Linked DNA regions of Homo sapiens: region 2 is linked to region 1. Evidence: read pairs that join two places in POLR2A ChIA-PET (ENCODE). Cell type or tissue: Caco-2. All regions are shown on one strand. Links, peaks and the distances in the headings refer to the core of each region. The heading gives the core; the rest is flanking DNA.

Evidence for each region. ChIA-PET counts read pairs that join two places held together with the same protein. Peaks named below come from ENCODE experiments on the same cell type or tissue, not always from the same donor. Only the 100,000 strongest peaks of a DNase experiment are listed, where the experiment ranks them.
Region 2: POLR2A ChIA-PET joins it to region 1 with 5 read pairs; 3 of 35 experiments call an interaction of 5 or more read pairs at or near these places.

Annotation. Positions count from the first base shown.
Region 1 is chr6:21,424,067-21,430,579 of GRCh38, reverse strand. No RefSeq gene overlaps it. Among named protein-coding and RNA genes, the nearest start is that of LINC00581, 85 kb to the left of the region's middle. In Caco-2, for the core only: no CTCF peak of the experiment used is centred there; a DNase peak (open chromatin) is centred at 3,549.
Region 2 is chr6:21,312,149-21,318,661 of GRCh38, reverse strand. No RefSeq gene overlaps it. Among named protein-coding and RNA genes, the nearest start is that of LINC00581, 200 kb to the left of the region's middle. In Caco-2, for the core only: no CTCF peak of the experiment used is centred there; no DNase peak of the experiment used is centred there.

The DNA of each region.
Region 1 (6,513 bases), core at 746-5,745:
CTATATTCTAATCAGTTTCAACGAAGGTAAAATAGTGAATTCCCAGGAAAGCATCAAATAAAGCTTTGATATTTTATATACTAGTTATGCTGTCGGTAGTAGGTCAGATAAATTATGCATAGAAGATGTGGATTTTATCACCTCCTAGTTAAATTAACATGTGATTATCTTTCTCCCTCCCCACAAAGCATGCTATTTCATTAATTGTTTTACTTTTTCCTGATAACTCCATTCAAGGAATAAAAATTTGGCCAAATATTATTTTGAAAATACAGGTGGGACCGGGCACAGTGACTCACGCCTGTAATCCCAGCATTTTGGGAGGTTGAGGTGGGTGAATCACCTGAGGTCAGGAATTCGAGACCAGCCTGACCAACACGGTGAAACCCCGTCTCTACTAAAAATACAAAATTAGCCAGGTGTGGTGACACGTGCCTGTAATCCCAGCTACTTGGGAGGCTGAGGCAGGAGAATCTCTTGAACCTGGAAGGCAGAGGTTGCCCTGAGCTGAGATCGCACCATTGCACACCAGCCTGGGCAACAAGGGCAAAACTCCGTCTCAAAAAAAAAAAAAAAGAGGGCCAGGCTCGGTGGCTCACGCCTGTAATCCCAGCACTTTGGGAGGCCGAGATGGGCGGATCACGAGGTCAGCAGATCGAGTCCATCCTGGCTAACACGGTGAAACCCTGTCTCTACTAAAAATACAAAAAAATTAGCCGGGCGTGGTGGCGGACACCTGTAGTCCCAGCTACTTGGGAGGCTGAGGGAGGAGAATGGCGTGAACCCAGGAGGCAAAGCTTGCAGTGAGCTGAGATCGTGCCACTGCCCTCTAGCCTGGGCAGCAAAGTGAGACTCTGTCACAGAAAAAAAAAAAAAAAAAGAAAGAAAGAAAGAAAGAAAAGAAAAGAAAAAGGAAAAGAAAATGAAAATACAGGTGGATGGGGGAAATATTACCCAGTTAGAGGTAGCACGGTAGCTATAATCTCAGTCTCTTTTTCTTAGAACCGTGGCTTTTTTTGTGTGTGTGTGGTAAGTATTTACTGCCCTTTTGGGGTTGTCCTGTGTGGTATCTGTAAGAGATGTTGGAACTAATACTGAGTTTATCAGGGGCCTGCAGGCATGCAGCAGTGTGCTCAGAGCAACAGCCAGCACAGATATTCAGCAGACCTCAAATTAGGATGTTGGCTCCTCTCAGAAACCTTCTTCCAGCCTTAGACCAATGTCTCCAATTGCTTTGGGCTTCATTGACACCTGGGAACAGCAGCTGCATCCACCCCAGGGTGCACAGAAGCTTGGTTGTGTTAGCAAGGCCCACTTCTACTCTGAAATGCTACCAATAAACTGTGAACATGTGACATTTTCACATACACATCTTGGGGCAAAGAACAGGCAGTTCAGCCCATACATAAAAAGTGGACAACAAAACTGCTCAGAATGAATGTTTATGACACACTTTGTTCCTTCAGAGTAAAAAAAAAAAGAAGTTCTTTGATACATTGTATATGGTAGTACTTTATTGTACCATATTTATCTCTCCAAGCTTGGGACCTCGTCTGGACTGCTTGGTGGGTGAGAAAACAGAGGGGAAGAAAAATCTTTTTGATCTGTTCTGCAAAGACACGAAGGGAACTGAAGAGATAACTATTAAGACATGAAGGGAAGTGAAGAGATACTTATTAGCTTTGTGACCTTAGGCACAATCTTTCTTCTCTTGGGACCTCATTTTTTCTCATTTGTAAGTGAGGGGATTGGATTATTTATATATTGAAGTAAGAGGTTTCTTTCAATGTTAAAAAACTTGAGATTCCAAGATAGGTGATTTGCACAAAACAGTGGGGGAAGAGAGCCTGTGAAAAGGCACATCTCCCATTATGTAAGGATTTATCATTATCTCCAGCTTACATTCGGCACTTTTATACAAATACAGATGTTAGAAATTTGTAACGAGTAAGGAACATACTGAAAGATTTAATAGAAAGAAATAGCGTATTGAGGGCTTTTTAAAAATAGCAATACTGGGCTGGGCGCGGTGGCTCACGCCCATAATCCCAGAACTTTGGGAGGCAGAGGCAGGCGGATCACAAAGTCAGGAGTTCGAGACCAGCCTAGCCAATATGGTGAAACTCCCGTCTCTACTAAAAATACAAAAATTAGCCGGGTATGGTGGTGGGTGCCTGTAGTCCCACCTACCTGGGAGGCTGAGGCAGGAGAATCGCTTGAACGCAGGAGATGGAGCTTACAGTGAGCCAAGATGGCGCCACTGTACTCCAGCCTGGGCTACAGGGGGAGACTCTGTCTCAAAAAAAAAAAAAAAGAAAAAGCAATACTGTCTCGGCGTGGTGGCTCATGCCTGTAATCCCAGCACTTTGGGAGGCTGAGGCAGGTGGATCATCTGAGCTCAGGAGTTCGAGACCAGCCTGGCCAACATGGCGAAACCCCGTCTCTACTAAACATACAAAAAATTAGCTAGGAGTAGTGTGGTGTGTGCCTGTAATTCCAACTACTTGGGAGGCTGAGGCAGGAGAATTGCTTGAATCTGGGAGGTGGAAGTTGCAGCAAGTCGAGATCATGCCATTGCACTCCAGCCTGGGTGACAGAGTGAGAATCTATCTCAAAAATAAATAAATAAATAATAAATAATAACAATACTATTGTTTGCAGAGCTCTGTGCTTTGGGAAACTCTGGGAAACTCATCTAGTACCAAAGAAAATGTTAATCAAACTTATTTTTTCATTTTATTATCCATTTTATAACTGGCATTGTAATTGGTCCACCCATCCACTCTTGGTACTTGGAGATTTCGAACCCCATAAAAAAGACACTAGAGTGTTTTCTTGCGTGGGCACCGCACTTCTCTGCACACAAATGCTTTATCAACAAATTATCTCATGCAAAACCTTGTTTTTTACAGTCAGAAAGACACAACTTGAAATAATTGTTTTTGCAAACATTTTGAAAGCTAAATTTTTCTCGGATTTTTCTCTTGATATGAAAGCTCTGAGTTTGATTACTCTTGATCTTATGGTAAAGATGAATATTTCATTTCAGTTCAGCCCAGTTTTCCAGAGCACAACCAATTTTCCTGATTGACAGTGGATTGTACGGGCAGATAAAAGGGGATTCTGGGGAAAGACAGGCTGGCCCAGAAGCCTCAAGAAACCAGAGTTCAAACCCAGCCCTGAGAGTAACTAACTAGCTGGGCGGTTTAAGGCAAATCCCTTTCCTTTCTGGACCTTGGTTTCTCTACCATTGTGTAATGCCCTTGTCACTGCATTCCTGGCAAGAACTTCCTCAAGTAGTTTGCTTTGTGGAATGATGCCAGACTGGGAATAGCTTAAATAAGAAGGGATGGAATTACTACCAAGTTATTTTAATATGCTCATTACCATAAATGAAAATTAATTCCATGGTTGAGAAATGAAGACACCATGCCACCAAATCCCATGTCTCGCATGTTTTAAGCCCAGCTAGCGACAGCCAGCATTCATTACAGTCCAGCCTCTTTAACGCTCCGTGGCTTCCTTGCTCATGCTGTCGTCCTCTGGTACTTCCTGTCCATCCAGTGTCTTATGGACACTGGCCTGAGAGGCCCATCAATGCTGACTGTGACGTTTCCAGCACATAATGCAATTGACATTCCTGCTCTCACCAAGGAGCAGGGAACATACCCTGTAGCACATCATTTTGATCTTCTTCCTCTTCTTTTTAAGGATTTTTTAAAATTCCAGACAGAGCATCATTTAGGGTCTCATTTGAGGGCTCTCTGCCGTTCTTCAAGCCCTGCCCTCTCTATGGCTATATTCAATCAGGATTTAGTTAAGCTGTGAATAAAGAAACCATAAACAAAGGACTAAATAAGATAGAAGTCTTGTTTCTCTTTCCTGCAAAAGAAAACTGGAGGTAGGTAGTCCAGTAGGCATGTTCAGAAAGTCATCATCAACTCAGGCCCATTCTATCTTGCTGGTATTGCCATTTTTAGTGCCAGATTTTTACCTCATGGGCTAAGATGGCTGCTGGAGCTTCATCTATTATGTCAACATCCCTCTCAATTCCCTCTCAATGGGGAAAAAAAAAAAAAAAAAGGGTCCGAAACACATTGCCCTCATGCTTTAAAGACCATTTTTGGAACTTATACGTGACACTTCTGTTTACATTTCATTGACCAGAACTTAGTCACATGGACATTCCTAGCTGCAAGGGAAGCTTGAAAAACGTAACCTTTATTCCAGGTAGTCATGGGCAGAGCTAAATGAGAGTGTTGTGTAAGATCACTGGGAACTGTCCCAGATCAAATATCTGGAGAATTCTTTCACTTTCAAATATTTATGAACAATTTTTATAGAAAGACTTCAACATTAAATTAGGAAGTACTATCCCAGGAAGGACAATCTGAATAGGAGATAAATCACATTGAACTGCTTCATTCATGTCTTAACACATCTGTGCAGAGCTGTGTTAACCTATCAGGGTGATATAAGGTAGTTGGGGGTTATGGGTTAACTAAAAAAGTTTTCATGGATAAATTTTATCCAAAAGTAAACAGACAGAAAACATATAATTTGATAGAATAATGGGGTAGGCTGTTTCAAGAATGAGCAGAATTAGTCTTTGGTGAAACCATAAAGTAAATATGCTCCTTCAGTGCCTTTGTGGTAACTGCTACACATTTTCCCCTTTTTTTTTTTTTGACATTATTCCCCTTCTACCAGAATGTGATGGTGCATGCACATTTGTTTACACACACGCCCCTACACAGAGGTGTACACTAATGTTTTCACACCTACACAGGAGTGTACACTCATGTAAGAAAAAAATGAATCACTAAACTAATTAAATCCTATCTACTTAAGACTTAACTTGCTACTCATCCCAGGAGCACTGTGCAAATTAAATTAAAATTCAATTTCCCAGGAGTGAGCGTCACTTTGATTCTAGTCAATAAATGCCTTAGGGATGAATTCTTGCCGAACTTTATAAGGATTATAAAGAATACATTTTTTTTCCCTCAAAGAGACTCTACTCTGGTAGATAGGGAGCCATGCATCTTCCAAGAAAAAAATACACAATATGATCTTTTATTCAAACTATTAAGGGCCCTTGGAAAGCAGAGTCTTACTCCAGTTTGGGAGGAAGATGGTGAGAAATGGGCAATATTTTTCAGGTAGAATTGGGCCTGGTGATATAGTTTGGCTGTGCCCCACCCAAATCTCATCTTGAATTGTAACTCCCATATTTCCCATGTGTTGTGGGAGGAACCCCAGTGGGAGGTGATTGAATTATGGAAGCAGGTCTTTCCTGTGCTGTTCTCGTGATAGTAAATAAGTTTAACGAGATCTGATGGTTATGTAAGGGGGAGTTTTCCTGCACAAGCTCTCTCTTTGCCTGCCACCATCCATGTAAGATGTGACCTGCTCCTCCTTGCCTTCCGCCATGATTGTGAGGCCTCCCCAGTCACGTGGAACTACAAGTCCATTAAACCTCTTCTTCTTCCCCGTCTCAGGTACGTCTTTATCAGCAGCATGAAAATGATCTAATACACCTGGATAGAAGATGGGCATGGCAGAAGAACCAGCTGAGCATAGAGGTGGATGATGGTGAGTAGTCTGTGTGATGGGGCAGAGGCTATCCAGGAGGGTAATGGGACACCCCCTTGAAGGTATAGTTTGAGACTTATCATGGAGGGCCCTAGCACTTTAGTAATAAAAGCAATAGGCAATACAAGGAAGAGATGGGAAAAATATCCTGAGCAGGGCTAGTCTATAAGAAATGTCATCTGGGGGTTGAATACATAGGACCCATGAAGACAAACTTGGAGACTGGCCCAAATCCAGACAAGAGGCAGAGAAGACCTAAATAAAGGCAGTGCGGGTGGAGAAAAGAGAACGCATTCCTAATGGTGACATGCCGAATGACAATGAGGTGGGGTACTCAGGGGAGAGAGCCCTTCCAGGCACTTCTCATGTAACACTATGTGGGGGCTAGCCACCACATAGCCCCATGTGTAAGCACCACCCCCATGCCCAAGCTCAGCGACAGAGGGAGGGGAAGGCAGAAAACCTGAGTAAACCAAACATAAGAATGGGAAGCAGCAGCATAGATTTTCAGAGTTGAAGAGGGCTTTAGACACCAACAGTAACAAGTGTCACTTTTTCTTTTTTTGTAGATGGAGAAACATAATGGCTTTGGGGACATAATGGCAGCAAAAGAGATGCGGGACCTGCCTTCTCTGATACTAGTGTCTTAACAGTATCTAAGAACACCGTGTGGAAAGTCAGAAGACAAATAACAAATTTAGGGAAATACTTGCAACATATATCACAGATAAATATGGCTAATCTCCCTAATAAAATGCATATAGATAACAGGAAGATTAGGCATCCCATGGAAAATGGGCAAGGAACGTGAACAGAGTTCACTCAGGAAAAAAAATGGTCCTTAATCACATGAAAAGATATTCAACGTTACTCAAAATCAGAAAGATGCACATTGAAACAACATTACCATCTCTTAAC
Region 2 (6,513 bases), core at 614-5,613, 110 kb after region 1:
GATTACAGGCACACGCCACCATGCCCGGCTAATTTTTGTATTTTCTGTAGAGATGGGGTTTCACCATGTTGGCCAGGCTGGTCTTGAACTCCTGACCTCAAGTGATCCGCTGGCTTCAGCCTTCCAAAGTGCTGGGATTACAGGTGCGAGCCACTATGCCCGACCTCGATAGACCTTTAAAGTCCATTTGAGAAGCTGAAGTCCTTCAGAGCAATTACTCAGATGTTTTTGCTGTTCTTAGACAAAACTCTGAGAACATTAATGTGCAGATGCAGAAAACTCACAGCGTCTCAAAGCTGCAAAGCTACTGTCAGAGCCAAACATTACTGTGAAGAAAGGGAAATCGATAGATACCCAGGTTTTTTCCCATATGAAAAAAAGTTCTCTTTTGTCCAAGGCTTCATTTACTGAAGTCGTCCCGGGCAAATATTCTAACTGGGCTTTCTGTTTCCCGCCTTGGTTCCTAGTGCACTGGGCCCCCTGCCTCCTTTTAGACTTCGTGACTTAAGATATTTATCGTTTCAGGGACAGACTATGCCGGGAGCATTTTGGTCTCAGACAGAAAACAAAAATAGATGCACTTCAAAAATGATCCAAGTGTTGTACGTTTCTGACTTTTTTTTTCACCACGGTGCCCCCGCCGCCAACCATTTTAAAAGTAATTCCTGCTGTTTGAAATAATCACCTGAATCTCCCGAAAAACTTTAAACCGTGTTAGACAATTAAACAGATTCCTGGCATCGCTGAGGCCATCTGTGTGTCTGAGTAGCCTATAAGCAACACAGTGAAGCCAGAGGTAGTAATCGGAGAGCGCTCGACAGGAGGAAGTATATCCTTTTGCCCCCTAGAAGAGACCACATCTCAAAGTTGCTTTGATAATATCCCCACGACTTCTTGTCAGCGTGATGCTTCCAGCACAGTTTTGTTGAAAAATGCCTTTTGTGCTGACAAGACCACGTGGGCTTTCACCCCAACCTTGTTTTCTCACAGTTAATAAATTACAAGAAAACAGAGCTGGAGGATACTCCAAAGAAGTAAACTTTCTTTTCCATGATTATCTACAGTGTAACATCCCTGAGAACATGGACAGGGGGTTACTACTGTAATGTGATCATCTGGGTACCCAGGAGCCGTCGGGCTCTGAGCACAGACGTCTGTCTGGACAGGTAACTTCGGGTCACTGAAAGGTCAACTATGAAGCAGTGCTCAAATGTGTGACAGTAAGAACTCTTCTGTCTGAAAAACACACTGTAATTTTACCTTTGTGTCCACAAAAACTACTTCTGCATCTAGAAGCAAAGGTGGAATTTCTATGCCAATATCAGAAGGATGCAATGAAATGGTGGAAATGTGGGCACCATATATATATGTATATATACACCATATATATATATGTATATATATTTGTAAGTAGGCTGGTTTCAGAAATTAGTTGGACAGCTCTTACAAACATATAAAATCTGAAGCACGTCTGTTTTTAAAATTGTGGTAAAATACACATAACATAAAATGTACTACCTTAACCATTCTTAAGTGTACAGTTCAATACTGTCAGGTATCTTCACACTATTGTGCAAACAATCTCTACAACTTTTTCATCTTGCAGAGTAAAAACTATGCCCGTGAAATGACTCCCCATTAACAAGTTGTTGTTGTTGTTGTTGTTGTTGTTGTTGTTGTTGTTGTTTTGCGACAGAATCTCGATCTGTTGCCCAGGCTGGAATGCAGTAGCATGATCTTGGTTCATCTCAACCTCCACCTCCTGGGTTCAAGCAATTCTCATGCCTCAGCCTCCTGAGTAGCTGGGACTACAGGCATCTGCAACCATGCCCAGCTATTTTATTTTATTTTTTGTAATTTTAGTAGAGATGGGGTTTCAACATATTGGCCAGGCTGGTCTCGAACTCCTGGCCTCAAGTGATCCGCCCACCTCAGCCTCCCAAAGTGCTGGGATTACAGGCAACAAGTTGTTTCTTAAAATAAGTTTGTGTATTACTAAATGAAAATTAAAAAGTACTTCAAAAAATTAAGCAAAATGTAATGACCTTAGCTATTCTTTAAAGCAGGCTTTTGAATTGGAAAATTTTCCAAGTCAATCTGACAATTGCTTTGGACAGAATAAAAAAGGCCCGTAGTCAACAGTAGAATAAAGTCTGTAACTTTAGTATATAAAACACATATGATAAGGTCCAGTACATTGCAAGGGCTGGGCCACACATTTTCCTGAAGGCCCTCTGACAGCTGACGTGAAGGGAGAAAGACAAGCAGCTACTGAGAGTCAAAAGTGAATTGGCTACTGCTCTCTGGAGACCAAGAAAAAAATGAGTTTCAGGAAAGGCAGTGACTGAAGGGTGTTGGCAAGAGGTGAGCACACCTGAATTAAGACAAAAAGAGCTGGGGGTGAATGGGAATGGTATGGACTCAGGACAGGAGTCTAAGGGAAATTAGAGGGTCCTTCTAGAACTCACAGATGGAAAGAGTGTATGCAACTTCCTTGACCCAGGCTTGGGAGCGGGGATGAAGACAAGACAAAAGATCTTGATGATAGATTCTAGAGCAGCAAGTCACTCTAGATTCTAAAACTCTGATTCTAAATTGGAGTTAGGTCATGAGAAAATGATGCATCAAAGAGGCACAGTTCATCTCCAGAAAGAACTTTCCTGATATCCAAGCTAGTGAGGAGAAGCAAACTCACCTTCAAATCTATCTCTAAGCTAAGTACCTGAAATCTACATCCAAAAGGATAAGTTATATTTCCATAGTCTTCATTCCATAATACACATGGCACTTTAAAGTCTCCAAGATTATATTCTAAGGAGGAAAACCCTTTGGATGCTGGCACTAGAATCTACTAGAAGAAAATAGAGAGAATGTCTGCTAAATTCAGGCATAAACAGAGATGAAAATCTGTCTTTTAGGATTGATGGCATGGATGGTGTGGAAGAGAAACTTTTCATGGGTTCTCATAAGGTGCTTTTAGATCCAGGGAAGAGAAACAGTCAAATGTGGATGTTCCTGACAGCATCTCACAGCTTTACTTGGAAGAATTTTAGCAGTGTTTCCTGAAATTTGGAGAGTTTTCAAGCATATTCTATGGCATTTTTATAAAGTTATATCCTATAGAGCTATAATATTACTCTTTCTTAGACCTTTTTTTTTTTAAAAAAAAAAAATTTTTCTTTTGTTTTAGGCAGGGTCTCACTCCTTTGCCTAGGCTGGAGTACAGTGGCATGATCTTGGCTCACTGCAACCTCTGCCTCCTGCCTTCAAGCGATCCTCCCACCTCAGCCTCCTGAGTATCTGGGACTACAGGCACGCACCACCATGCTTGGCTAATTTTAATTTTTTTTGGTAGAGACAGGGATTTCACCATGTTGCCCAGGCTGGTCTTGAACTCCTGGGCTCAAGTGATCCACCTATCTCGGCCTCCCAAAGTGCTGGGATTACAGGCATGAGCCACCACGCCCGGCCTCTTTCTTATATTGTCATTGTACTTGGGTTGTAATAGGTGCCACGGTGGAGTGGAGGAAGAACTGGTGTTAGGTTCCAGGACAAGTTTCATTATTTATTAGCTATGCAACACTGGGCAAATCACTTGAACACTCTGAGCTTTCGTTTTCCATCTGTAATGTGAGGGAGGTCATACTGTCTTATAAAAATCATCAGAAGGAATGTGAATCAAACTGGATGCAAGAAAGTGCTCGATAGATTTAAGAATGTAGTGTGGAACCCCCAGCAACATGGCAAATGAACCTGATGTGGGCTGGCTTCTTCCAGTTCCAAAGACACCCACACAGGGGATAAAATATAACATTTAAAAATATAGAGGGAGAGCTTAGTTTGAAAGAAAATAAGGGAAACTGAAGGTGCCAGAAATGAAAGAAACTAAAGCCAGAAGAGTGAGCAGAAGTGAGTGGAGAAGCCGCCCTTTGGGTTTCCACTGGGTTTCCAGAGTTCTTAGACGCAGAGCAACGAGTTTCCGGAGCTCATGGAGGCCAAGCCTTTGCCTATGGAAGGTGATGGAAGGGTGAAGTTCCAAAAAGGAGCTGTATTGGTTTGCTAGGGCTGCCATAAAAAAATACCACAGACTGGGTGGCTCAGATGACAGAAATTTATTTTCTCACAGTTCGGGAGGCTGAAAGTCTGAGATCAAGGTGTGGGCAGGTTTGGTTTCTCCTGCGGCCTCAGTCCTTGGCTTGCCGATGGCCACCTTCTCGAGGTGTCCTCACAAAACACAGCCTTTCCTGTGCACCTGCACATCCCTGGTGGCTCTTTTTCTTCATGTAAGGACATCAGTCACATCGGATTAGGGCCTACCTTTATACCCTATTTCCAAATACAGCCACATATTCTGAGGTAGTCAGGGTTAGGACTCCCACAAACAAATTTTCGGGAGGATACAATTCATTCCATATCAGGGGCCAACAAAAACCCTAGACATAGGCCTAGAGAGGCAGCACCAAAGCATAAGAAATCTTACCACTTATCAAGTCTTAGGTGGGATGGCCAGGCACAGTGGCTCACGCCTATAATCCCAGCACTTTGGGAAGCTGAGGCGGGAGGATGGCTTGAGCTCAGGAGTTCAAGACCAGCCTAGGCAACATAGTGAGACCCTGTTTCTAGAGAAAAAATTAGCCAGGCATGGTGGTGAGCACCTGTAATCCTAGCTACTTTTAAGGCCAAGGTGACAGTAGCACTTGAGCCCAGGAATTCAAGACTGCAGTGAGCTATGACACACCACCGCACTCCAACTGTCTCTAGAAGAGATTTAGACAGATTTAGAGATCATCCCATCTCAAAAAAAAAAAAAAAAAAAAAGACAATAGAGTCATTGAATGCAATAGACTGATGGTTTTCAAAGTGTGTTCCCTGGACCAGCAATCAGCATTATCTAAGCAATTGTTAAAAATGCACATTCTCAGGCCCCATCCCAGACCTCCTGAATCAGAAACCCTGGGAGTTAAGCCCAATGGGGCTTGTGTTTCAAGAGGCCCTCCAGGGGATTGTGATGGTTGCAGAAATGTGAGAAGCATTGCAATAAAGGAATTTGCTTCCCAGCAACTGCAGATCCTGACACCTCCAAACGATAGTTCCTCCCTCCTCCCCGGAAGCTACCAGCTTAGATGCTCATGCCATCAAACACTATCCTCTCCCCTTCCTCACTGGCATGGTGTTCAAATCCCCTGGTCACCTTCCTAATTCCTAGCTAGGCTTTCCCCTTGGCTCACTGGCCCTCTCTGCTCTCCCCCCAGGGCCTGGCACATCGCCGGTGCTCAATGCATTTTTACTGAATGAAAGCATAAAGTAGAGCTGTGTGTGTTGTTGAGGTACGTTCTTAAAAAAAGCTTCTCACCCTACATTTGCTATTTAAAATGAGGGTGGTGGGCTGCTACGCCCAACATGGCTAAATCTAGAAAGCATAACTGTGAGAAAAAGAAAGCAACTTCGCAGGCGTTCCTTGGCTCATCAAAGGCTGTCTTCTCCCTGTGTCTCCACATCATCTTCCCTCTGTACATCTCTGTCTCTTCACGGGGCATTCTTTATATAAGGATACCAGTCACAGGGACCCCCCCACCCCATTCCAGTATCACCACATCATAACCTACCTGATTACATTTGCAATGGTCCTTTTTCCAAATAAGCTTATATTTTGATGCCCTGGGGGTTAGGATTTCAACATATGAATTTGTGAACATATGGATCCAACATATGAATTTGTGGTTGGGGGAGAGAATGATACAATTCAACCCATAACAGATACATACAGTATCACAGGTAACATTTCAAATTATATACAAATTCTGAAGACATATAAATGCATAGTGAGAGCACAAAAACGTGAATGGGAAGAAAAAGGCCCACTTTAGCATATAGCTTCCTTCCAAGGAGGGAGAAAAGGAGGGAAATGGTATCAAGAAGAGACCCAGAAAGGAGATTCAACTGTATTTTTTACATTCAGTTCTTTTACAATACGAAGCAAATACAGCTAAATGTCAACATTTGTTAAGTGCCCTTGGCGAGGACTATTTTATTCTCTGCTTTTTTCAGGTTGTTTATTTATCTGAGAAAATAGCATTAGGGAAGAAATGCTCCATGCTGTAAAGAACACTCCACATTAGGACATGCTCAAATACAAGGTGACATTAATTTTGTTCAGGTAAAGACATCAAAGAGTGCCAAGAGGCAGGTGGCAGTAAGAAAGGACAACTATAAAGGGTTGAAACCAAGAGCCAGGCCAGACTGCAGGGGAATGGATGTATCCCACGTCAGGCCGCCAGTCACAGGAATTGGGAGATCAGGCAGGTTAATACAGGCAAAGAGGACAACAATGTTGTGAGTGGAGGGGACACTGCCAAGGTCAGCGGAAAGGCAAGGCGTGGTGTAGGTGAGACTCAGGTGAGCTAGGTCTGGAAATGCAGTCCAAACAGACAGGCATCCAAGGTTCAAACTTGCTCCTGGAATAAGCCAAGAGTGGTTGCCAGAATAGGAATTCCATTCTGTCAAGAAGGACTG